2 separate regions of the Homo sapiens genome follow, and region 1 is linked to region 2. Evidence: read pairs that join two places in POLR2A ChIA-PET (ENCODE). Cell type or tissue: GM12878. All regions are shown on one strand. Each heading gives the region's core, and the rest is flanking DNA. Links, peaks and the distances in the headings are about the cores only. Region 1 overlaps MIR4435-2HG (MIR4435-2 host gene). Region 2 has its middle 12 kb from the start of ACOXL.

The links. Peaks named below come from ENCODE experiments on the same cell type or tissue, not always from the same donor. Only the 100,000 strongest peaks of a DNase experiment are listed, where the experiment ranks them.
Region 1: POLR2A ChIA-PET joins it to region 2 with 16 read pairs; 2 of 35 experiments call an interaction of 5 or more read pairs at or near these places.

Annotation. Positions count from the first base shown.
Region 1 is chr2:111,195,565-111,207,488 of GRCh38, forward strand. It overlaps MIR4435-2HG (MIR4435-2 host gene), which reads right to left. Exons shown (of 5, transcript NR_136164.1): 5 at 302-1,630. Among named protein-coding and RNA genes, the nearest start is that of BCL2L11, 81 kb to the left of the region's middle. RefSeq lists a silencer at 888-1,182 and an enhancer at 2,246-2,365. In GM12878, for the core only: no CTCF peak of the experiment used is centred there; a DNase peak (open chromatin) is centred at 5,837; H3K27ac peaks cover 279 bases.
Region 2 is chr2:110,714,438-110,726,361 of GRCh38, forward strand. No RefSeq gene overlaps it. Among named protein-coding and RNA genes, the nearest start is that of ACOXL, 12 kb to the right of the region's middle. In GM12878, for the core only: no CTCF peak of the experiment used is centred there; a DNase peak (open chromatin) is centred at 4,152.

The DNA of each region.
Region 1 (11,924 bases), core at 2,509-10,508, 480 kb after region 2:
GGTTTATAAATTCCCCAGTCTGAGGTATTTTGTTATAGCAGCTCAAATGGACTAAGACAGATGGCTAGCTAGCTAGATATGCAAAATGGGATCATTGCACTGCATACTTTTCATAATATACTTCTTTTCCGCTCAGAATTCTACAGTGATCATCTTTCCATGTTCTTGAATATGTTTCTACAATGTTTTCATGAGTGCATGGTATTTATAAAATGGAAAACTAGCATATCCAACCAGGTCACTTCACAGAGACTTATTAAGGAAAGTATACCTGACAGCTGAATCCAAAAAGAGAGATGGATTTCAATCAAGAGCCCTTTAATTTTGTTCCCAAATTTCATGGTACAGAAAAAAAGTGCTGATGATGGTTACTGACTAGTAAATTTGTTTTTTGGAAGGGTCTAATTTTCATACACAGTGGATTTGCCATGGAAACACCGAGTATGTGCACAAGAGTCCTGTTGGATCTGGAAAAGTGAGGAACTTTGAAAATGCATCACACTGCCTGCGTACTGATGCTGTGAGTTTACTAGTGGGGGGGGGGAGATCATGTTGTCACCACAGACAAAATATGCTTGTTCTTTACTAATCTTTTTGAGCAAACCAGTGCCTTGGACTGATGCCCTTTCTCCTTGAGGAAACAGTATCTCTTGATAAGAAAAAAAAATCCTTTTTTTTTCCTGTCCCTCTGCAAAGAACATGACACTCCAACATTGCTACAAAGTATTTGTGTTTTGTTTCAATCTTTCCCCAAATGCAAGTATAGACGGAACACGAATTTGGAATGAAAAGTAAAGTTTGGATTTGTTTTGAAAATATCTTTAAAAAATAAGAGTTTTTGAACAATGAAAGTATTGATAAAATCACACATCTAAGTTAAACACACTCTCAATCACCTCACTCATGTTTCCTGTTTTGGTTAACACATTTTAATTGACTTTGGTCTTTTCACCGTCGCTCTTCCACCTGCAATGCTGGACTGAGTGTCATGCATTGTCCGGGAACCCAGATCCTGGAACTTCCGGCAGAGTCTGGAGTTGTCACCTGTTGTTGTGTAAGAACCATCTCTGCCAGTTCTTATGAGGAGCTGCCTAGCAGAGAATTCAACATTGACCTGAGCCAGCTTAGCGAGCTCGTACAACAGCTGGGCTGGTTATTCCTCTGGGCCACTGGTTCTTACCTCTGGTTGTTCATTAGTCATCAGGGGAATTTTTGAAAAGTATGGGAGCCTGTCCACACCCAGAGATTTGGTTCTAACGGGTCCTCAGTGAGCCAGGACATTGGTTTGGGTCCCACTGGTTTAGTTCCCCTCATTAGGACTTTTGCTCTGGAACATGCTGCATTTTCCCAGGCCCAGGGCAAAGAAGAATGTCCTACATGATCAGAATTTAAGGGACTGTTATGCTGCTTTCCTACCTGACTGTTCACCTAGTCTTTTTTTTTTTTTTCCAAAATGTAACACCATGAAAAGTTTATCTCTCTCAAAAAATAGACACAATGGTATTAATGACAACAGCAGTTGCAGCTCCTGGAGGTGGTTCCATTGGCAGGCCCTGGCTCCCTTCAGACAAGGTTCACAAGTTGGTAAGGCTGGACTTCCATTTTCCAGTAGATACAGGAGCTTGGTGAGCTGGAAACACAATGGCAGAAACTACTTTCATCAAGCTTAAAGATATACTGTGTCTTTCTCCTATCTCTGCATAGCCTTTAATCATTTTTTATTTTGATAGAAACAATACTATTTCTGTAATACCTTCATTAAAAGCTACTACATATCCTCTTGGGAAGTGGACAGAGACTACATTGCAAATTAACACATTTATTCCCAAATTGACGTAAATAACATAATGATGTTTATGTATCACTGGATTTCTCAAGGCAAAAGGGGAAATCTATCTGGTGTGGTGGAGAGTTTCCAAAGATGGTCGCCGTCCCTTCATTCTATCCTCTACGCACTTGCCACCACCCACTGAGAGGTGGAATCTACCCCATGCCCACCCCCACCTCTCGCCTGAGTCTGGACTGGCCCTGGGACTGCTCTGCCCAAGAAAATCCTACAGAATTATACTCTGGGACTTCTGAGCCAAGACCTTAAGTGTTAACTGGCAGCTTCTGCTACCTTCCTTCCCCTGGGCCCCAGTCTCCATGCTAAAAGAAGACGGGGCCACATACAGAGGCATGTGGAAGAGAACCTAGGCTCCGTGGTGACAGCCCCAGCACGAGTCAGGGTCGCAGCCAGCAGGTAGCACCGAATGCCAGCCACATCAGGGGAGACTGCTTGGAGGCTCCAGCCCGGTTGAACTCCAAATGACTGTAGCCCCTGCTAATGTCACCAGTGTCACACGGAAATGGAAACCTACCAAGCAGTCAACCCACAGAAATAATAAAATGACTGGGTTTTTTTTGTTTGTTTTTGTTCTTTTTTTTGAGATGGAGTCTCGCTCTGTCGCCCAGGCTGGAGTGCAGTGGCACGATCTCGGCTCACTGCAAGCTCCGCCTTCCGGGTTCACGCCATTCTCCTGCCTCAGCTTCCTGAGTAGCTGGGACTACAGGCGCCCACCACCACGCCCACCTAATTTGTTTTTGTTTTTGTATTTTTAGTAGGGATGGGGTTTCACCATGTTAGCCAGTATGGTCTCCATCTCCTGACCTCCTGATCCACACACCTAGGCCTCCCAAAGTGCTGGAATTACAGGGGTGAGCCACTGCGCCCGGCCAACTGTTGTTTTTAACCACTACATTTGGGGATGATGGCCATAGATTAAAAACAACGACAATAAAGCTGTGGCTTGCCCCAGGTTATAGCAATTGTATGAATCAGGATTCTTCAGAGAAATAGAACTAATAGGATGGAGAGAGAGAGAGAGAGAACCTGAAAGCTGCAGAGCAGGGTGACAAGCTAGAACATCTGGTAGGAGTTAATGTTGCAGTCTGGGATCCTAAATCTAGAAAACTTGAGCAGGATTTCTATGTTGTAGTCTGGAGGAGAATTCTGACTTCCTTGGGGGACCTCAGTCTTTTCCTTTCAGGCCTTCAACTGATGGAATGAGGCCCACTCATGTTATGACAGGTAATCTGCTTGGCTTTAGTCAAAGTCTGTTGATTTCAATGTTAACGACATCTAAAAAATGCCTTCACAGAAACATGGAGACTGGTGCTTGACCAAACAGCTGGGTAGCACGGCCTAACCAAGCTGACATAAAAATTAGCCACCGCAGCAATGAAACCTGGGAGTTGCCCTGGCTTTCAGGCCTGCACACAAGGCTGTCACTCCTCGGCTACTGCTGGAGACAATACATGAACTCGACACACCCAGGGCCAGCCACGAGCCCGGTGCCGTGGGACAGCCTAGCTTCAATCCCTCGAGTGGAGGAAAGATAACCACAGCCAGCACCATCTCCACTTCCCTCTGGATGAGTTCAGCCCTGAAAAGAGAGAAGGGGTTTTTGCTTGCTTCTACACCCGGAGATATCAGAAAGCCCAGATTCTAAATTCACCCCTCAAAGTGAGGAAAGTGAGGGCCAGGTGGGACTCAAGCCGGCCACTCATCACCAAATGGTCCTTTGTAGCAAATGGACATTTCCACCATTCCAGGTTGCTAGTGATACTGAGCTGCTTCTAGAAGGGGATGCCCAATTTAGTTTTATGTGGAATTCAGTTTCAAGGACAACTAAATAAAAAAGAGCAACTGTGTACAGGGTTTGTAAAAATAGACAACTGATGAACTGCTTTCTCCTCTGGCCTGGCCCTCTTTCAGCCCCTTGATCCCTTCTCTTCGGACTGGTCTTTATAAAGGACAAATCTGATCATATGATTCCCTTGCTGAAAATCCTTTCTTGGCTCCTTGTTGCCTATGGCAGTTTCTCAAAATACGGTGTGTGGCACATCAGGTGGCTTTAGGTGGCATAAAAATTGATGCTGTTTATTTTAATAGTGACTTTTTGGGTTTTGTGGTCATCTTCTATTTAGGACAAGTAACATGGTTTTTCATTTTGGTAGTGGAATTAAATGGATTTACTTCTCCATTGGTCTGAAGAACAGTGTTAGGCTAACAGTGATCTGGATGGTGGGAAATGGCAGAGTCATGGAGATGGACTCAGACGTGGGGAGTAGCAGGGCCCGGGGGCCCTGCCGGGTCTGCCACCTTCCTCGTCTCCTTTCTTCTCTCCACCGGAGGACTCACCTTTATCTCCCAATAAATAGCAAAGAGCCAGCAATTGCCAGGACCACACCTGATGACATTGCTAATCCCACTGTCTGGAATGCTCTGCCCCCAAGGCCCCACTACGTGGAAGACTCCTATTCATCTTTCACATCCCAGCTCAGGAGTCACTGCTTTCATTAGGCTTCCTTCAAATTGTTTCCTTCCACGGTCCCTGTAGCACGGACCCTCCCCTGTGTGTCACTCACCAGGAATAGGGACCGTGTTGGGGATGTCCTTAGAAGCTTGGGCGCTTCTGCAGGACTCAGGATGGGAGGAAAAGACTCTGTCACACTGCGAGACAGGAACTGGCAGCTGATGTCCGAGGGCAGGGTATAAAAGAAAAGGCGGCTACCTGCTTATTGCCATAAGTCCCAGGGCAGCCGGGTGCTGTCTGAAGGGGTCCCCTCCCAGGCCCAATTTCTCAAACCCAGGGAGAACACCTCTCGTCTTCCCCACTCCCCTCCCTGCCCCCTAACTTCTATTTTCCGGAGACTGAAGACAAGCAGAGGCCTGTGTGTGGTGTGTCAGGGCTCCTCTCCCAGTCCCGTGTTTCCCTCACAGCAGGGAAATCCTTCCTGTGCAGCCCCCTCCAGAAGGGAACACCTGCCCCTGATTTTACCAAGAGCCAGATCAGTATCATTGTTTGCACAGAGAGAAACCCTCCTACTGTGATTGCCAGTGATAGCAGTATGGGTTGTGGGAAGTGGGAGGAGTCAGGACTGGGACTCTGTCTGCTCCATGGCTTCCGGCTCGGTGGAGCGAGAGTGCCACAAGCTGTAGAGGACGGGGCTCATCCTCTTATGTGAAAGTGGGAAGCAGACAGGCTTCTGGGGGTTTCCGGTTCCTGCGCCTTGACCCCTGACCGGCAGCTGGTCTCAAAGCTGTCTTACCACTTAGGGCTACAATAGCCGGGCTCTGGCGCTTGGCTACCTGTCTGTGAAGTGGGCGTCTGGATGGACACTGGTAACCTCTCTGCATGCGTGGCTTTGCTTTCTTTTTGACTCTGCTCTTCCCTGGCTGCAGGGAGTGGGACTGTCAGCCAAGGGTGATCCCATCACCTGGTTGGCCAATCAGAGAGTCTGTGCCCCTGCCACAGTGATTGGTCCTGGAGTGGCCCAATTACAGTCCTCTTTGGGCAACTGGTGTGAACCCTGGGAGAGAGAAGTTCAGAAGTTATTCTGAACTCAAGAGTGTAAGGATGAGGCAAGAAATTAATCTAGAGAATAAAGTGAGCACAGGAGAAAGTACAGCTGAAGAGATGGGGGAGAGGACAGAGGAAGAAAGGAGGGATCTGAACGCAGGAACATAGCCCCCTAGCGTGAGTGGCCCCTCCACTTGGGGTGAGAAACCTGACTCACTCTGGGGCTTATGGAATCAGTGGATGGGAAAGAGAGCATTTGATTAGATGTCTGGCCCAGAGTAGCCCAAGAAAGAATGGTCCCAATGCCACTGTCTCCCAGTCTGCCTGGAAAGACCGTCAGGGGCAAGTGGTCCTGGTTCAATGTTCACAGTCTCAAAGAAAGCCTGCCTCTCCACTGAGGGGTCACCCTGGTGCCGTTGAATTATGACTGGGCATGGAGAGTCCCCGGGGCTGTGGTTAGGGTGCTATCAATGCCTTCTGACACCTGTAGAGACTGATGGAGGAAGCCAGCCGCACTGTGAAAGGGGGTGGATGTTCTAGTACTTTCTACAGAGAAGCTGTTTTCACTTGCAGGCTGCCAAGTTGGGGCTGGGCTGCTCTGTCAAGTGGAGAGAGGCCCTCCTCCCAGCTGCTGGAGGGAAGACCAGCCAGAGCTTGGTTCTAAGCTGTCTCTGGACCTGCAGAAGTTCTCTAACCTCCTGTAGCCTCAGCCCCTCCAGAAGTGCTCCTTTCTGGCACCTGGGAGTAAAATGGAAAAAGCACAGCTCCCTGCTCTCCATCTTTATTTTGTTCTGCAGTTTAAAAATTGAGATATAAATTACATAGAATAAAATCTATATGTAAAAAGCAAGTTTTATTTATGTATGACCCCATGCAACCATCACCCACTCCAGGATCCAGAGCATTTCTGCCACCCTAGAGAAGGAGAGAGTCCCCTCCTGTCCCATCTAGTAAACCCCTCTCCTCAGGAGTAACCATGACTCTGATGTCTGTCATCACAGGTTAATTTTACCTGTTCTTAAACATAAAAATGGAATCATACAGTAAACATTCTTTTTGAGTAGTTTCTTTCATCCAGAATGTTTTTGAGATTCATCCAAGTTTGTGTGTCAGCAGTTTATTCTTTTTCATTGCTGAGTAGTTTTTCATTGTATGTATGTCTAGACAGTGACAGTCACAAGGATACATTCTGAGAAATGCGTCATTAGGTAATTTTGTGTTGTGTGAACATCATAGAGTGTACTTACACAATTCTACACTTTGCAGCCTACTGCATACCCAGGCTGTAAGGCCTATTGCTCCTAGGCTACAAACGTTTGCTGCATGTTATTGTACTGAATACTGTTGGCAATTGTAACACAATGGTAAATATTCATGTATCCAAACATACCTAAAAATTAAAAAAGGTATGGTAAAAATATGGTATAAAAGATAAAAATGGCACGCCTGTACAGGGCACTTACCATGAATGGAGCTTGCAGGACTGGAAGTTGCTCTGGTGAGTCAGTGAGTGAGTGGTGAGTGAATGTGAAAGCCTAGGATGTTATTGTACACCGCTGTGGACTTTATAAACAGTGTGCACTTGGGTGATAGGAATTTTTCCTTCCATTATAATTTCATGGGACCATGATTGTGCAGAGCATGACTGTATTACATTTGGATTGTGTCTAGATAAACATTTAATAGGTATTTGAGTTGTGTCTTGTTTTTAGCTATTACAAATAAAATTTATGAGCATTTTGATGGATATTTGCACTTAACTTCTCCTTGAGAAAAACCTAGGAGTAGAATTCCTGGGTGATCTGAGAGGTGAATGTTTAATTTTGCTAGAAAATCCCAAACATTTGTCCAATGTTACTGTATCATTTTGCATTTCTACCAGCAGTGAGAGCTCCAATTGCTTTGTCTACTTGCCAACATTTGGTATGGTCAGTCTCTTTAGACACTTAAGTGGGTGTGTTATGGTATCTTGTTGTGGTTTTAATTTGCATTTCCTTGATAAATAATGGTTTGAGAACATTTTCATGTGCTTATTGGCCATTTAGATATCCTCTTTTGTGAAGCACTTGGTCAGTCAAGGCTTTTGCTTACTAAAAATTTTTTTCTTGCCAGAATAAATTGGGATGTTTATAACTTTTCTACAGGCAGCAATATGGAAATTACTAGGAGTTATACTTTTATTACTTTCAGATTATTTGCATTAAGACCATAAGTTTTCAAATGAGTGGTACAAAAGATAAGAAACAAAATTGTGTTAAAATATCCTTGAGGCAATCAAGTATAAAAATGACACTAATTTATTTTATTGTGATGAGAAGAAATAAGATAGTTTAAGCATGATCTGAGGTAAGAATTGTAATTCTTTAACCAGGCAAGAATCAAAAGTTAATCCAAACAATTTTCAGATACAGAATACCATTTGTGCTTTTTTTTTTTTTTTTTTTGAGACAGAGTCTCTCTGTTGCCTGGGCTGGAGTGCATTGGTGTGATCTCAGCTCACCTCAGCCTCTGCCTCCCAGGTTCAAGTGATTCTCCTGCTTCAGCATCCTGAGTAGCTGGGATTACAGGTGCCTACCACCAAGTCCGGCTAATTTTTGTAGTTTTAGTAGAGACACAGTTTCTTCATGTTGGCCAGGCTGGTCTCAAACTTCTGACTTCAAGTGATCCACCCACCTCGGCCTCCCAAAATGCTGGGATTACAGGCATGAGCCACAGCACCCGGCCCCATTTGTGCATTTGTAAGGTCCATTATAGTAGTTACATTTCCAGAAAAACTAAAAGAAATTCTGAGATATAATGTGAAATGAAATTTGGCACGCAGCTCTTAATATCACTTTTACTTAGCATGCATTGGACACCTACAGTGCAGGTGAGGAACACTGTTAGGCGTCCAGCAGAGACAGGATGGATGGGCACCATCAGCAAGCATGCATCAGATCCCAAAGTACCCTCTCTATGGGGCTTCTTGAGTTTTCTCTGCAGCTGTTTTTTGTTTGTTTGTTTGTTTGTTTGTTTGTTTTCCTTATTTGCTGGTGTTCTGCTAGAACCAGGTTAAATTGAATTTTTGTTTTCACTATACTTTACTATTCTTTTTCTGAGCTGGCATCACTAGGCTATCCAGTTGTCTTGATTGCAGTACTCTAAATCAATTGGCCCTTCCCTCAATCTACCTAATTCACACAATCTTTCAGCCACGGGAGCACATCTCACAAAATGAGAAGCGTCTTTCCTAGTAGCTGTAATCTGCTTCAATTTGCTGCCTGGTAAAGCTATTGTGAGCTTGCTGAATCACTGCTATGTTGCTCATAGCTGTGTCCAAACTGTGAAAATTGCCCAGTCTCTGATCATGTCTCACCTCAGTGGGTACAGGTCAATAGCACAATTGGTGTGATGGTTCATTTTAAGCGTCACTTTGGCTGGGCTACAGTGTCTAGACATGTGGCCAAACATTATTCCAGATGTTTCTGTAGGTGTTTTTGGATGAGATTTTTACATTGAAATGGATGGGCTTTGAGTAAAGCAGATCACCCTCATAATGAGGATGGGCCTCATCCAATCAGTTGAAAGACTGAATAAAACAGAAGATTAAGCAAGAGGGGATTCTGCAGCCTATGGCCTTCAGACTTGAACTGCAACATTGACTCTTCCTGGGTCTCCAGGTTGCCAGCCCACCCTGCAGATTTTGGACTTGTCAGCCTCCATAATCATGTGAACCGATTCCTTAATATAAATTTCTTCATATACCTATATATACAGTCACACACTGCATAACAATGTTTTGGTCAATAAAGGATCACATATCTGATGGTGGTCTCATGAGATTATAATAGCATAATATATTATATATTCTATATATAAATTATATATTATAATTATAATATATAATATATTATTATAATATAATAAAATTCCTATCACCTAGTGATTTCATAGCCATCACAATATCACAGGACAGCATATTACTCAACAAGGCTGTGGTTGAGACAGCAAACAACGGTTCCTGAGAAACTGACTAATGAGTTGTAGGAACTGGAACCAGAATCCATAGCTGAAGAGAGGCAAGAGAAAAGAAACTGCAGGAGAAGAAAAGAAGAACCCCTGAGAAAATTCACAGTGAAGCATTTGGCAGAAGCTTTTGCAGACCTCAACTTTTTCTTTAAAAAGTTTGAAAGTGACCCCCGACACTGAAAGGTTTTTATTAATAGAGAGGAATGTTCGTGGTGCATTATCTGTTTACAAACAAATCTGTGATGAAAAAAAGAAACAACTAAGCAAGATGCTATGGACATATTTCTGAAAAGAGTGACACCTCCTCAAGAAGATCCTCAGTCAGGTCCTTCAGGCGGTGTTCCAGAAAAAGGCGTTGCTATCATAGGAGATGACAGCTCCGTGCATGTTATCATCCCTGAAGACCCTCCAGTGGGACGAGATGTGGAGGCGGAAGATACTGATACTGATGATCCTGACCCTGTGTAGGCCTATGCTAATGTGTGTTTATGTCTTAGTTTTCAACAAAAAGGTTTAAAATTTAAAAATAAAAAATTTCTAAATAGAAAAAAGCTTATAGAATAGGGATATAGAGAAAGACAATATTTTCGTAGAGCTTTACAGTGTGATTTTGTTTTAAGCTAAGTGTTATTACAAAAGAGTCAAAATGTTAAAAAGAAGTTTAAAGTTTATGAAGTAAAAAAGTTACAGTAAGCTAAGGCTAACTTATATATTTTAAAAAATATTTTTAGAAATTTAGTGTAGCCTAAGCGCACAGTGTAATGTCTTAGTTGCTCACGGACTCGCCCAGAGCAACTTCCAGTTCTACAAGCTCCATTGATTGGAAGTGCCCTATATAAGTGTGCAATTTTCACTTTTTATACTGTATTGTTACTGTACCTTTTCTATGTTAGATATGTCTACATAGACATATATACCTACCATTGTGTTATAATTGCCTACAGTATTCAGTATAGTAGCATGCTGTACAAAGCCTAGGAGTGACAAGCTATACCACATAGTCCAGGTGTGTGGTAGGCTATGCCATCTAGGTGTGTGCAAATACACCCTATGATGTTTGCACAACGATGAAATTGCCTAAGGACACATTTCACAGAATGTATCTTTGTTGTTATGCAACACATGGCTGTATATACACACATCTTTTGATTCTGGCTCTCTGGAGAACCCGCATATACTTGACAAAAATGTCAGGGTAAGCCTGGAGTCCTGCTGGTTGTTCTCCTGTCTGTCATGTTAAAAGAAAAATAAAACTATTAACTGGCTTTCATTTTTAAACATTCCCAGGCCCCAAATTCTATATCCCCCTGGAATCAGCATGGCTGCAGGAACATCTTCTCTCTGCCGGTCAAGGACACTCCTCAGCAGAGTGGCCCTTTCCGAAGCTGAAACAACTTCTGCCTCTACTTGCATGGCTTCCCAAAGGCTGGATCCTTGTGGGAATGCATTTCAAAAGGGAAGAATCAACTGATTTCGGGGCATGCAATCAAGACCCTAGGTATCAGTATGAAGGAGTTCTTCATATAATCTGGATATGAGCCTCAGTTAGGTATATGTATAGTAAAGAGTTTCTCCCAGTCTGTGGCTGCCCTTTTCCCTTTATTCATGATGTCTTTTAATACACATAAATTTTAATTTTGATAAAGCCCCAGTCACCTCTTTACAAATTTTATGCTTATTGCTTTTTTGTGTCTTAAAATATCTTTGCCTACCTGAACATCATGAAGACATTCTCCCATGTTCTCTTCTCAAGAACTTTACTATTAGTTTTCAGACTTAGGTTTATGATCCATCTCAAGTTAATATTAGTGTTTGGTGTGAGGTAGGTGGTCAAGATTTTTTTTCCATATGGATATCTGGTTGCTCCAGCAACATTTATTGAAAATAACTTTCTTTTTCCTATCTAACTGTTTGGCACCTTTGTCAAAAATCATTTGACTATAGGTGTAGTCATTTTTATCCAACAAGTTTTTGGGTGGGTGGCCGCAGACATTTGGTCTGGAGCTATACTACCTGGACAAGAATGTATCAGGGTCATGAACTTGTCCTCATAGTGCAAAGATTTCTGGTCACTTCCATTTCCCAGTCACCTTTGTGAATTACTACTTGGAAGTTTTATGATACCACCAAGCCTTGGTTTTGCTGTCAAATACCCAAGGTGCTTGACCCCTCCCTGCCACAGTTTCCTTATCGGTAAAATGGTATAATGGCAATAACTGATGCATGGGGCTGTTGCAAGATCAATGGGGTCACGAATGCAATGAGAACACTCGCTATTGCCTGTTTCCTCCTTACCACTGTGAGCTCCTTGAGAGCAGAGACCATGTTTTATGAATCTGCATTTCAGTGCTTGAAAGGATACCTGGCATATGGCAGGTGTTTCTTAAATGTATGGAGAATAAACTATATTCTTTTAGATGGTGTAGATAGAACCATTTGTATGGCAGTCTGTTGTTATTTTATTCCTACCCAATCCAGGGGACTTGTCTGTCTTTATCTTATTTGACACACTTGACTGCTCCTTCCTGAAGCCCTTTATTCTCTTTGCTTCTAGAATACCACACATTTTTT
Region 2 (11,924 bases), core at 2,059-10,058:
TACATCCAAGATCAGTGAGTATTTTAAACCTAGTTGTGATATATTCTCTTCATCCCTTTTTTTTCCTTGTGTAGAGCCTAGGAAGATTGTCTTCCTAATGCCTTTTTGTGTCTTTAATTAGGATTTATGCAGCCTAATATCCTGAAATCCCTTTCACTTTGTTCTGTTGTGATTTAGGGTGTAGTTCTTTCTGAAGTATTTTAACTTGTTTGTTTTGAAGTTTTTATGTACTCTTGTTTGCTTTACTGCTCCTTACTGTAAGGATGCCAAGATAAGAAAGAAGTTGAATTGTGGAGAAATACTGAGATTTTGCAAGCTTTAAAAAGAGTTCACACCCTTATTGAGCTGAAACACTGCACCACTTACTCCTGTACCATCACTGATGTTAAATCAAGTTTAGCCTAAATCTGCCTCCTTACATATTTTAAGTTTGGCCTAAAGGTTTCTCTGTACAGTGTGAACTATAACCTAAATGTAGTTGTAAACAGACTGTAGCCTCCTCTTGTGCCAACCACCAAGTCTTGGCCAATCAAAGGTGGCCAGCTGTTCAAACCGTGTTCAAATAAAGCACAAGCCAAGCCGTAACCAATCTGGCTGTTTCTGTACCTCACTTCCATTTTCTGTACTGTCACTTTCCTTTTTCTGTCCATAAATCTTCTTCCGCCACGTGGCTGCACTGGAGTCTCTGAGCCTACTCTGGCTCAGGAGGCTGCCGGATTTGCGAATCCTTCTTTGCTCAGTTAAACTTTGTTAAACTTAATTTGGCTAAAGTTTTTCTTTTAATGTTGGCCATCATGAAACCAATAAAATCTGCTGAGAACCTAACAACTAGATTTCTTTTTGCCTTTTTCTGTTTTGTTTGTCTTTCTTTTTTGATCTATTTTGTCTTTTCTCCGTTTTCTGGTTCTTCTTTCCCTCCTGGCTTATATTTCTAGCATCATAAGGGGAAATATTTCTTTTTCTGGTAAGATATTAGAAATTTGGCCTGTTTAGTCTATCTCATGGTTTTCTGTGTTCTAAAATATCTTTCAGTTTTCAGTCACAATTTGAAAGCATCGTTAGCCCTGGTTATACAGATGTGCCTAGGATGTGACTCAGGTAAGCTTTTCTGTATTTGCTCTATTTCACTTCTGAAGCATCTCATTGGTAATGTCCAGCCAGATCTAAAAACCTCTCTCGCTGGGCGGTCCTTCCTGAAGACCCCTTTGGTTTTCAGAATTAGTGGTGTTAGCCTACCCAACAGTCATATGCCAATTCTCCTATTCAAAAGATGCCCCTTGCTAATGAATTTATTATCTCTTGGCAAAGTCTGATGAATTAATTTCATAACCATCTCTCTCCAGAAGCTGTCTGGTGAAATCTCCTATAATGTATGGTCCTTGGTAACTCCTAAGCCCCTTCTGCCCCTCAAAGAGCCACAACCTGGCTTATGAACAAATGGCCGCAGCTCTCCTGCTAACCACCATGGATTTCAGTGGGTCTATCTGGTCTCCATTCCTGGTCTTCCTGAGAAGTAAGGTCAGGAGCAGCAGGGGCAGTTGGACTTAGGTCTAGGGCTCTGTTTCTGGTCATCGGGGGAGTGCTGCAAGACCCACCAGCTCAAGGTGCTAACCTGAGCCTATCACCTCTGGATGAAATGGGGTAATGTGGATGGGTGATGTTGGACAACTGGAAGGAGGACTCAGGTAGCCCCAGCCAAAACAAAAGAGCTGAAGAATAAAAATATGCTGTCTGGCTGACATTAATGGCCAATATTTAAAAAACTTACATATCCCCTTGCCAGTTTATAGCTCTTAGATTTTTAAATATTTATTTTTTTACATACAAAAATACTTGGGGTTGTTTATATTAACAATTTGAAAAAGATCCTATATACAATGTATAAACAGACAAGAAGGAAACCTACTAAAATGTTAGCGATTAAAATCTCTAGGTGGTGAGAGTATAAGCGAGTTTATTCTTTACAGTTTTCTTAGGTTTCCAAATATTCTCCCATATGAATGTGATATTTTTAGACTCAGAAATGAATATACAAGTATACAAATTTCCATTTTCATTGTGACTATGGTGAGTTTTTTTGTGTGTCCTTATCCTACATTCCTTGAAATTTTCTCTAAAGAGATTTGTGTTCTTATTGAAACAGTAAATTTTATAAAAATAACTTTGTTTATGGTGTGTTTCATTGTACAGATATTTTTCCATACTGTTCTATATGCTTACATTTTATACATACATACACATGTGGGTACTTTTAGTTCTTTTTCCAGTATGAATACAAACCAATATACTCTATATCATTTTTTCTTACATATTGGCTTTAAGATATTTTTCCAGTCACTTTTAGGTCTTCAATCTTTCTGGACATTTAGAGAATATGATGTTTTAGGAATCTGGCTTTATTGTCCAAATGGATAGCTAATTATACCAACATCATAGATTGAAAATACCATATTTTCTCCACATATGTTAAACCATTAGTAGGCATAAATCTTTCTTTGACACAAAAAGCTGAAGTATACGGTAGAAAATGAACATATATGCCACATATCTTTGGTATTAAACACATATGACTACAGATTCATTTTTTTTGTAGAAAAGAAAGGCTCTCACATTTTTCACACTTTCACAATCCTAATGGTTCATCTTTTCTCCTGATGACAGTATGTACAGTCATCAAATGCCCTTGACCTTCCATGCCACAGCCTCCTTTCTGTTCCAGAGGGACCCCTGCCAGCCTTCCTAAAGAACACTCTCTTGAGAATTAATTCAGGAAATTTTACAAAACTGAAAATCACTCAGTGCTGACTCAATTTTTCCTAGAGTGTTGAGCATTATCTATTAATAAAATACTTAACTTATGCCCTGTTACGTAAATGTCTTCAGTGACAATAAAAAGGTTTCTTCTTTGGGAAAATTACACTGGAACCACAAGCAGTTTCCCTAAACTTTATCTCTTTAGACACCTTAACTTGTGAATACAGTCTAACCAGATTTGTTAACTGTAGACCTAAACTGCCTTGTTGTTGATATAGCTGATAAAGAATTATGGGAAGAACATTTCCTGCAACCTTCAGTTTCTGTGGGGTGGGGTGTAGGTGACAAGCAATCGAGAGTAGGTGATGCATGCATTTCCTAACTGGCACGCAATCACATTGCATTCCAAGACTACATTACTTATAGGGTTCTGTTTTACAGATGCATGGCTGCTATGTAAAAATAGAATGTTTTATAATTCTCACCAAAATATTCTTTGAAACAAACAGTTGCATGAGTCAAAATAAATCACAAAAGGAGTTCAAAAACATTTTGAACTGATTGATAATGAGAAAGCAGCACATCAAAATTTGTAAGAGGCAGGTCGAGCAATGCTTAGAGGGTAATTTTATAACTATAAAGACGAAAGAATTCTGCCTTCAGACTGGAAATTGCAACATCAACTCTGCCCTGGATCCCAGCCTGAGGGCCTGACCTGAAAATTTTGGACTTACCAGCCCCCACAGTCACGTGAGCCAATTCCTTAAAATAAATCTCTTTCTTTCCATACACATGCACACCCACTCTACTTGTTCTGTTTCGCTGGAGAACTTTGACTAATGCAGATTTTACTACAGAGAGTGGTTCTAGGGAAATAGTCTTAAGGTTGAATTTCTGAATTTGTTCTGGGGTTTCTGGAATTGGTTCTCTAATCTGATCAGATTTAAAGGTACTAATGACTCTGTTTCCAGCAGCAAAGAGAACACTGATAGTTTACGGCATTATGTGATGATAGAGATATGTAGAATATCACTACTGAATATGCTTAATCACATATTTATAAGACATAAAACTATGAGTGACCATGTATTTGATACCTTAGAACATTTTTGTTAAACTAATGAGGATGAGATTGGCTGGTTGCTCTTAATGTCATTGGACAACATGGAGAGAGAAAAGGATGAGCTCAGGGATTCAAATTTTCAGTTTAAGCCTTACATAAATGATTTGAAATGTATGTCCTGAAAGAGACTCTTATCTCCTGTAGCTGCATGGCTGAGATTGCTGAAAACCATAAAAATGATGGGGTATTTTACCAAAGTTCCCCTACTTATTATTAGCTGTATAGCTTCGGTTTGGGGATGCAAGTCCATTCTCTGCATGTTTATTTTCGAATTGCTATGCATTATCTAACCTAAAGATAGCATGTAAGGTTAAAAAAAAAATAGGGACTTTTGCCTTGATTTCACCTCTTACTGGCTGTGTGGGCTCTGGTCCAGCTTAGTGAAACAGCTTCCTCATATAGTCAAGATGATGAAAATATGCTAGACTTATAGAATTGTTGTAAGAAAGAAATTGAGGGAACATTTTGTCAACTGTAAAATATTAATACAAAGCAAGTAACTGTTACTATATGATAAAATTAATTTGTAGTACCTTGCATTAGAGGGCTTGTTAGAGGCAAACACATACTCATGGTTTTGCATGTCAGCCAGGCGCAGTGGCTCGCGCCTATAATCCCAGCATTTTGAGAGGCAGAGGTGGGAGGATCACCTGAGCCCAGGAGTTCCAGACTAGCCTGGGTAACAGAGGGAGACCTCGTCTCTACCAAAAAAAAAAAAAAAATTAGCCAGGTGTGGTGGCACATGCCTGTAATCCTAGTTATTCAGGAGGCTGAGGTGAGAGGATTGATTGAGCCTGGAAGGTTGAGGCTGCAGGAAGCTGTGATTGCACCATTGCACTACAGCCTAAGTAATACAGCAAGAGCCCATCTCAAAACCAAAAAAAAAGAAAAGAAAAAAGAAAAAATAGTTTGCATGCCAAAAACATTTGTAAGGCACAGGAAGAAGTTTTGGAATAGAAACTGGCCCAACCATATGCCCAGTTAAAAGTCCCCAAGATCCCAAACGCCTCACCATGTAATTAGCACACATTCAAAAGCTTTTGGCCACACTGTTTGGACAATTATATAAGAAATAAAAGCAACTCTCATCATTCCCACTCCTTTACCCTTGTCTGAAATTATGATTTTTAAAAATCAAATCTTTTTTCTAAATTTGGAAATAATATAATCTTTATGGCTTCAATCCCTACTATAACTTCCCCACAAAACAAAAAAATTTATAGCTTTAATTTGCTTATGCAATGAAAGTAGAGAAAAAAGTGATTACTTTCTCACTGGTCTGAAGCTGATATCAGGAGGCTGTTCATCCTGCCAAAGAAATTGCAGTGCAAAACCAGCCCCACACAGAATTGAACAGATAATCCAATGGACACTCCTTAATCCAAGTGTCCTCCATGGGCCCCACCCCTAACTGTAGCACACAGTTTTCCCTGAATCCTCATAATTTGGCTATGAGCAAGTATAAGCTGTTTCCAATCCATTCAGGCAACCCAGGGACTCTCCTTGTCTTACTCTGATGGGCTGACTGGATGACAGTATTGTCAGGCTACATGGCTCTCTCCACTGAGAGCAGAATGGCAGGGGTCCTTGAGATACCCATTCTCTTACTCCATCTGTCCTCACCAGAGTGTCCCATGGCACGTGTTTTGCAGGACCAGGTGTGGCATGGTGTGCTGCCATGGGATAGAGTGAGCAGGACTGGGGTCTAGGGGACAGAAGTAACCTGGCACCAGAATGGTCGGCTCCAGCTTGCTTCTTTCAGCCCAGTTTCAACACCCTTTTACTTGGCACAAAGATTTGAGCGTTTTCAGGTGGCCTTGAAGCTACCAAATTACACATGTGACAGGGTGAGGGCCTTCCCTCCCCTACCACTTCCCTGCCTTGCACCTGGGAGGAAGGGGGTCTTTCAATATAGCAAGCAGAGTGACCTCCCTTGAGGTGCGGTCAGTGGAGAAAGCAGTGCTGCCATGTAGATGCTCCACTCTACGGATTTGGAAAGGACCAGGCATGCCCTTGCAGAAGACTGAGAACAGTGGGGTGCGGGCACCAAGTGGATGGAACCCAGAGGGAGAGGACAACAATTATCTACCCATCCAAGGCAGACTGGAAGACTCATCGGTGGGCAGGGGCAGGGAAGGCCCATTGGACCCAATCCCCTCGGCTCCACATCTTTCTGAGCAGCTTTGTTTCCTTCTTGCTAATGCACCTTGTCACTCTGTGGTAGGGTTGGCAGGCTTTCCATGCCCATGTCCAAATAGATCCCAAAGGCCATCTGCCACCCACCCCCACCCCAGTCTCTAGAAGCTCAGCACTCAGTTGACCCTCAGGAAATGTGGGCCAAATTCAATTACTAACCTGTTGTTACCCATGAGATCATAGCCAGCGATGCTGTTGGGAGGATAAAACCTTGACATTTCACCGATGGCACATATCTAGGCAGGCCCACAGCCAACAGTTCCCTGGCAGTGCCTGGACATAAGGGTGAATGCTCACAAGCCCGCCAGCAATCTACTAGCTCACCTGATTCCCACCCTCATGCCGACATGCCAAGAACCTGACCTTTTGATCTTTACTCGTCTGATAAAGAATGGTATCTCCAGTTTGGGTTGAAAACTACATTTCTCTTACTGTGAGTGTGGTTTAACATCTTTTCAGATATACTTGTATATTTCAATTTATACTTTCACTGTTAACATTGAAACTGCTTAGTTTTATTGTATTTATTTTTGTGAATTCTATTTATGCTACATGAGATACTGCTTTCCATTTGTGGTAGTAATATCAAGTTTCCTTCAAAAATAAATTTTTACTTAGGTAAGTTTATTTAAGTAGAACAAGTGAACTGATTTCAACATAGATAGAAAACTTCCATTCGAAAATATGTATTGGGTACTTACCATGTACTAGAGAGTGTCCTAGAACCTTGGGATATAGCTAGAACCTTGGGATATAGCACACACAGAAGAATCCCTGCCTTCATAGACCTTAAGTTCTAGTGGGGAAGAAAGCCAGATACTAAAGAGGAAAATATATAAATGGCAGGAAGAGCAGAGATTGAAATAGGAGACTGAGCTTTTTTTTTTTTGAGATTTGTAGTCTCGCTCTGTCGCCCAGGCTGAAGTGCAGTGGCACAATCTCGGCTCACTGCAACCTCTGCCTCCCGGCTTCAAGTGATTCTCCTGCCTCAGCCTCCCGAGCAGCTGGGATTACAGGCACGCACCACCATGCCCATATAATTTTTGTATTTTTAGTAGAGACGGGGTTTCTCCATGTTGGTCAGGCTGGTCTCAAACTCCTTACCTCGTGGTCCGCCCACCTCAGCCTCCCAAAGTGCTGGGATTACAGGTGTGAGCCACCGCTCCCGGCCCAGAGCTCTTTTTTTTAAATCTGGTTGTCAGTCAGTCTTGTAATGCCAGTAATATATAAGAGATCAGGAAGCCAGGAGTCAGGCCCAGTGAAACTGATGTGTTGCTTACTATACACTGGCATTGATAGTATCATCCAAGAGATGTGACTTCATGAAAACATTCAGTTCTCATGTTAATTTCCTTTCCTTTCCCTCTGTGATCTGAAAGACAAACCAGAGCTAGAGTCGAGATGATGGGAAAGCTTTCTCCAAATGATGAACCTGAATCCTGCTAAATGGTCTGTTGAGAGGCCTGGTTTGTGGAAGGCATACAGAATCACACAAGTGTTTGTATACTGGCTCCAGAGCTTGACTGCTTTCTTTCTCCCAAGCTCCTGCTTCTTGCATTCTAGTTGTCTGACTTCAGGAATTAATCTCTCTGAGCCTCAACAGACTCTACTGAAATTGGGGATAATAATTGTCCGGCTGTGAGGATTCAACCAGAACATTCATGGAAAGCAGTCACTGCAGAGTCTGGAAACATTGTAAATTTAGCTAAGCAAATGTTAGTATTAACTATGATTGCCTATAATTAATTTCCTTCTTAGACTTTATGTCTAAACCTAAAATGAACTTGGAACAGGTGAAACACTCCCCAAAAATAAAAGTGTCACTTGTTTCAGAATACAAAATAAAAAAAGGAAAAGTGATGGACTGGGTTGACTAATGCCCTCTCCAAATCCATGTCCTTCCTGGAACCTTAGAATGTGAACTTAATTGTAGATATAATCGTTAAATAAAGATAAGGTCACACTGGAGCAGGATGGATCCCTAATACATTGTGATGTATGCCCTTTTAAGAAGGGAAGAGGAGACACAGAGACAGAGACACACAAGGTAGAGGTTGGATTTGTGCTGCACAAGCCAAGGAATGCCAAGAACTGCAGCAACCACCAGAGGCTGGGTGGGAAGCATGGAACAGATTCTCTTTCTGAGCTCCCAGGAAGGAACCTGCAAATACCTTGATTTGGACTTCTGGTATCTAGAACTACGAAATTTATTTTACATTTCTGTTGTCTTAAGCTACCTAGCTCAAGGTACTTTGCTATAGCAAGCTGACATGGTTTGGATCTGTGTCCCCAGTCAAATCTCATGAGGAATTCTTATCCCCAACGTTGGAGGTGGGGCCTGGTGGGAGGTGATTGGACCATGGGGATGGTCCTTCATGAGTGGCTTTAGCACCATCACCTTGGTGCTGTTCTCATGATAGTGAGTGAGTTCTTGTAAGATCTTGTTTAAAAGCGTGTGGGACCTTCTGCTTTTCCCTCTTCCTCTTGCTACAGCCATGTGAAGCTTCTTGCTCCCCCCTTTGCCTTCCACCATGATTGAAAGTTTGCTGAGGCCTCCCCAGAAATGAAGCAGATGTCAATATCATGCTTCCTGTACAGCCTGTGGAACCGTGAGCCAATTAAGCCCCTTTTCTTTATAAATTACCCAGTCTCGGTATTTCTTTATAGCAATGCGAGGACGGACTAATACACAGCCCTAGGAAACGAATACAAATGATAATCCATGTTTTTTAAAAATAGCATTTCCTCCTCCTTTAAGTCATATGGTATCCTGGAAAAAACATAGGCTGGAGAGTCAGAGGGACCTAGCTTTTAAAGATTTAAAAGGTAAAAGGTCTTAACTTCTTTGTTTCTTTTCTACCAAAATCTTGGAGTCTAATGCCATTTATTCAGTTACTTACTTACTTTATGTTACAGCATACACAAAAAGTTTCAAAATAATAACAACATTACTACTAATAATAAGACTAGTGAATACGTTATAAAATTTCTCTGCAGTTCTTCTTTAGGCTATATTCCTAGTGAGCTATGCAGTGAAAGTAATGTATTTTAAATGAATTGAAATAACTTTTCCCTTGTAGTTATGCCAGCAACCTGAAACAGAGTTGAATAAATTTGTTTCAGTTTCTTTTTCATCTTTAGTGACTGTATTTTTTTGTTAGGTTTAAAATTTTAAGGTTATGTAAAACATTTACCGAATTCCAAAGTCAAAAATTTAAAAACAAGGTCAATTCAGGGAAGGGTACCTTCCATCCCTATCCCCTCCAAAGTTCTATTGGTAACAATTTTAATTAGCTTCTGGTTTATCTGCTCTATTTGTGAAAATATAGGTAAATGTACACACACACAGCTACATAATACATATATTCCTCCTCTCTCTCACACAAAAGGTAGCACATTTTATACACTGTTCTTCACTTGCTTATTAGACAACAGTACCTCCCAGAGATGCCTGCATGTCACCATACAGAGAGAAACCTCAGAGTGACACAGCGGGGTCCATGGACTCACATCGAGCAGCTTTATTTTGGACTAGGAATGTGTGTCTTGGAGGAGGGACATGGGAAAGAGAGCTGGCCTCAAAACTTGCTGGTCTTGCTCAGGGAAGGGCACCATCATAGTTTACAGCCTGATTGTTTCCAAGAATGGGGTGCATGGGAGTCAGCGTGGGAGCCCCTGATGCCAGCCTGTCTGTGTGGGGATTCAGGGGGTGTGAGTGTGTGTCCCCAGCATGGGCCACTGGTGCCTGGTGGGGCCAGTTGAGGCTGAAGTGAGCCTGTTGGAGCCTACTTACAGGAAGACTTTATCCCGGGGGAGAAAAGATGGCAGTTACGTTAGGGGTGACTCTGGAACAAAACTGTGGCTGTGTGGAGGGGAGGGCATTCCTGAGGACCACATGGTGGCTGTTTCAGAATTTGTTCCTTCCCCAGGCACATGTCTGGCACTTGGGGTCAGAGAAGGCAGTAAGTAAAAGCTGCTAGAATTTTCCCATTGCAACCTCTGCTCTAGAACCCTGTTCCCAAAGTGATAACATAAAAGGAAGCCATATTTCCTGGATCCTGTCCCCACATGCCAGCCTTTCATCCCACCCAGGGGGCTCCTTGTGGATCAGACAATGCCCAGTGGGGAGCCAGTGGAACTGCTGGTGAGCATATGGGAGAAACCCCTCAGGGCCCCTGGAGGTGTGTCAGTGCAACAAGAAGGAGGGACTTCTTAGGCTGTGTGGGAGGTGAAGAAAAACCAAAATGAAAGAAAGAAGAAGGAAGGAAGGAAGGAGGGAGGGAGGGAGAGAAGAAAGGAAGGGAGGGAGGGAAGGAAACAAGGAAGGAAGGAGGCACAGACGGAGGGAAGGAAAGAAAGAGGGAAGGAAGGAGGGAAGGGAGGAACAGAGGGAGGGAAGGAAAGAAGGAAAGAGGGAAGGAAGGAAGAACGGAGGGAGGAAGGGAGGAAGGAAGGAGGCATGGAGGGAGGAAGAGAGGAAGGAAGGATGGAAGGAAGGGAGAAAGGAAGGAAGGAGGGAGGGAGGGAAGAAAGGAAGGGGGGGAAGAAAGAAGGAGGCAAGGAAGGAAGGAAGGAGAGAAGGAAGGAAGGACAGAGGGAGGGACAGAGGGAGGGAAGGAAAGAAAGAAAGAGGAAGGAAGGAAGGAGGGAAGGAAAGAGGAAGGGAGAAACAGAGGGATGGAAGGAAAGAAGGAAAGAGGGGAAGAAGGAAGGAGGAATGGAGGGAGGAAGGAAGGAAGGAAGGAAGGGAGGCTTATCAGGGGCCTAAGTCTTGGCATAGACAGGTGAGGCCCCGGCCAGGTAAATCTGAGCTATTACCTTTACTGGGACTCCTGAAGTGCTCAGACTGGGGAGTACTGAGAAGCATGGGGGACAGTGTAAATTAGTTTCCCAAATCATCCCATTTCTCCCTCCTCAAGCCCTACACAACAGCCATGCCCTGCAGTGTCCTCACCTGAAAAGAAGGGACTGACTAGACAAGCTCCAGGGTGCCCCCGGCTCTGACGTTTTACGGTTCCATGATTTCTACAAAGGACACTGAAGTGCCCCCGAGAACAGACTGTGCCTCTCCACAGAACCGTGAACCATGGATTGTAACGTTCATGCCCCAGGCCTCCATAAAAACAGCATCCATAATGTTTGCCAAGGCCCCCAGGTTAGTCCTGTCTCGGTAGCATGATGTGCGTGTGACTGAAGAGTCGTGTGAGCCTGGGTAGGCCATTTGGAGGCCTGGGTCCTCTGACATTGAGAGCCATGTGCCCTTGGGCAAGTCAGTTAACAAAAGGAAAGCTGCCAGCCAGATGCACATGGCCACATTAAAATCCACAGAGCCACCGTATGTGGGAATGCTCTCTCTTGCTGAGGGGTCAGCCTTTTATACCAAGGCCAATGGTCCAGAAGCAGCAGAGTGAAGCTCGCAGCAGCTTATGGCCCCACCTTTTGTACTGAGGGCCTAGGACTACAGAGAGCCCCTGGGCAAACCCAGATGTCATCGCCAGGCCACTGTGGATCTGTGCATCCTTCTCAGAGGCCGGTGACTGCTGTGGCTTCCTCAGGCTCCTTCTGCAGCCCAGCTGCAGGGATGCCAGTTGTCAGCCCAGCCTGCCTCTGCAGGCCTTCCTTCCAGCAGCTCCTTAGAGAGGATTTTCTTAGCCTGGCCCCAGGGAAGCTCATACATCTACCTTGTGTCCTTCAACCTCTCATATCCTATTGATGGTCTTGAAGGAGAACCCCCATAGAATGTTATTTGGGGTATTACTGTTTAGAGCAGCCTAGAGGTCCCTCCAATTCTGGAGAGGATGGCAGTCCTGTCCTGTTATGCTGCCTGCAAGGGTGAAGCCATTAGGGGAGA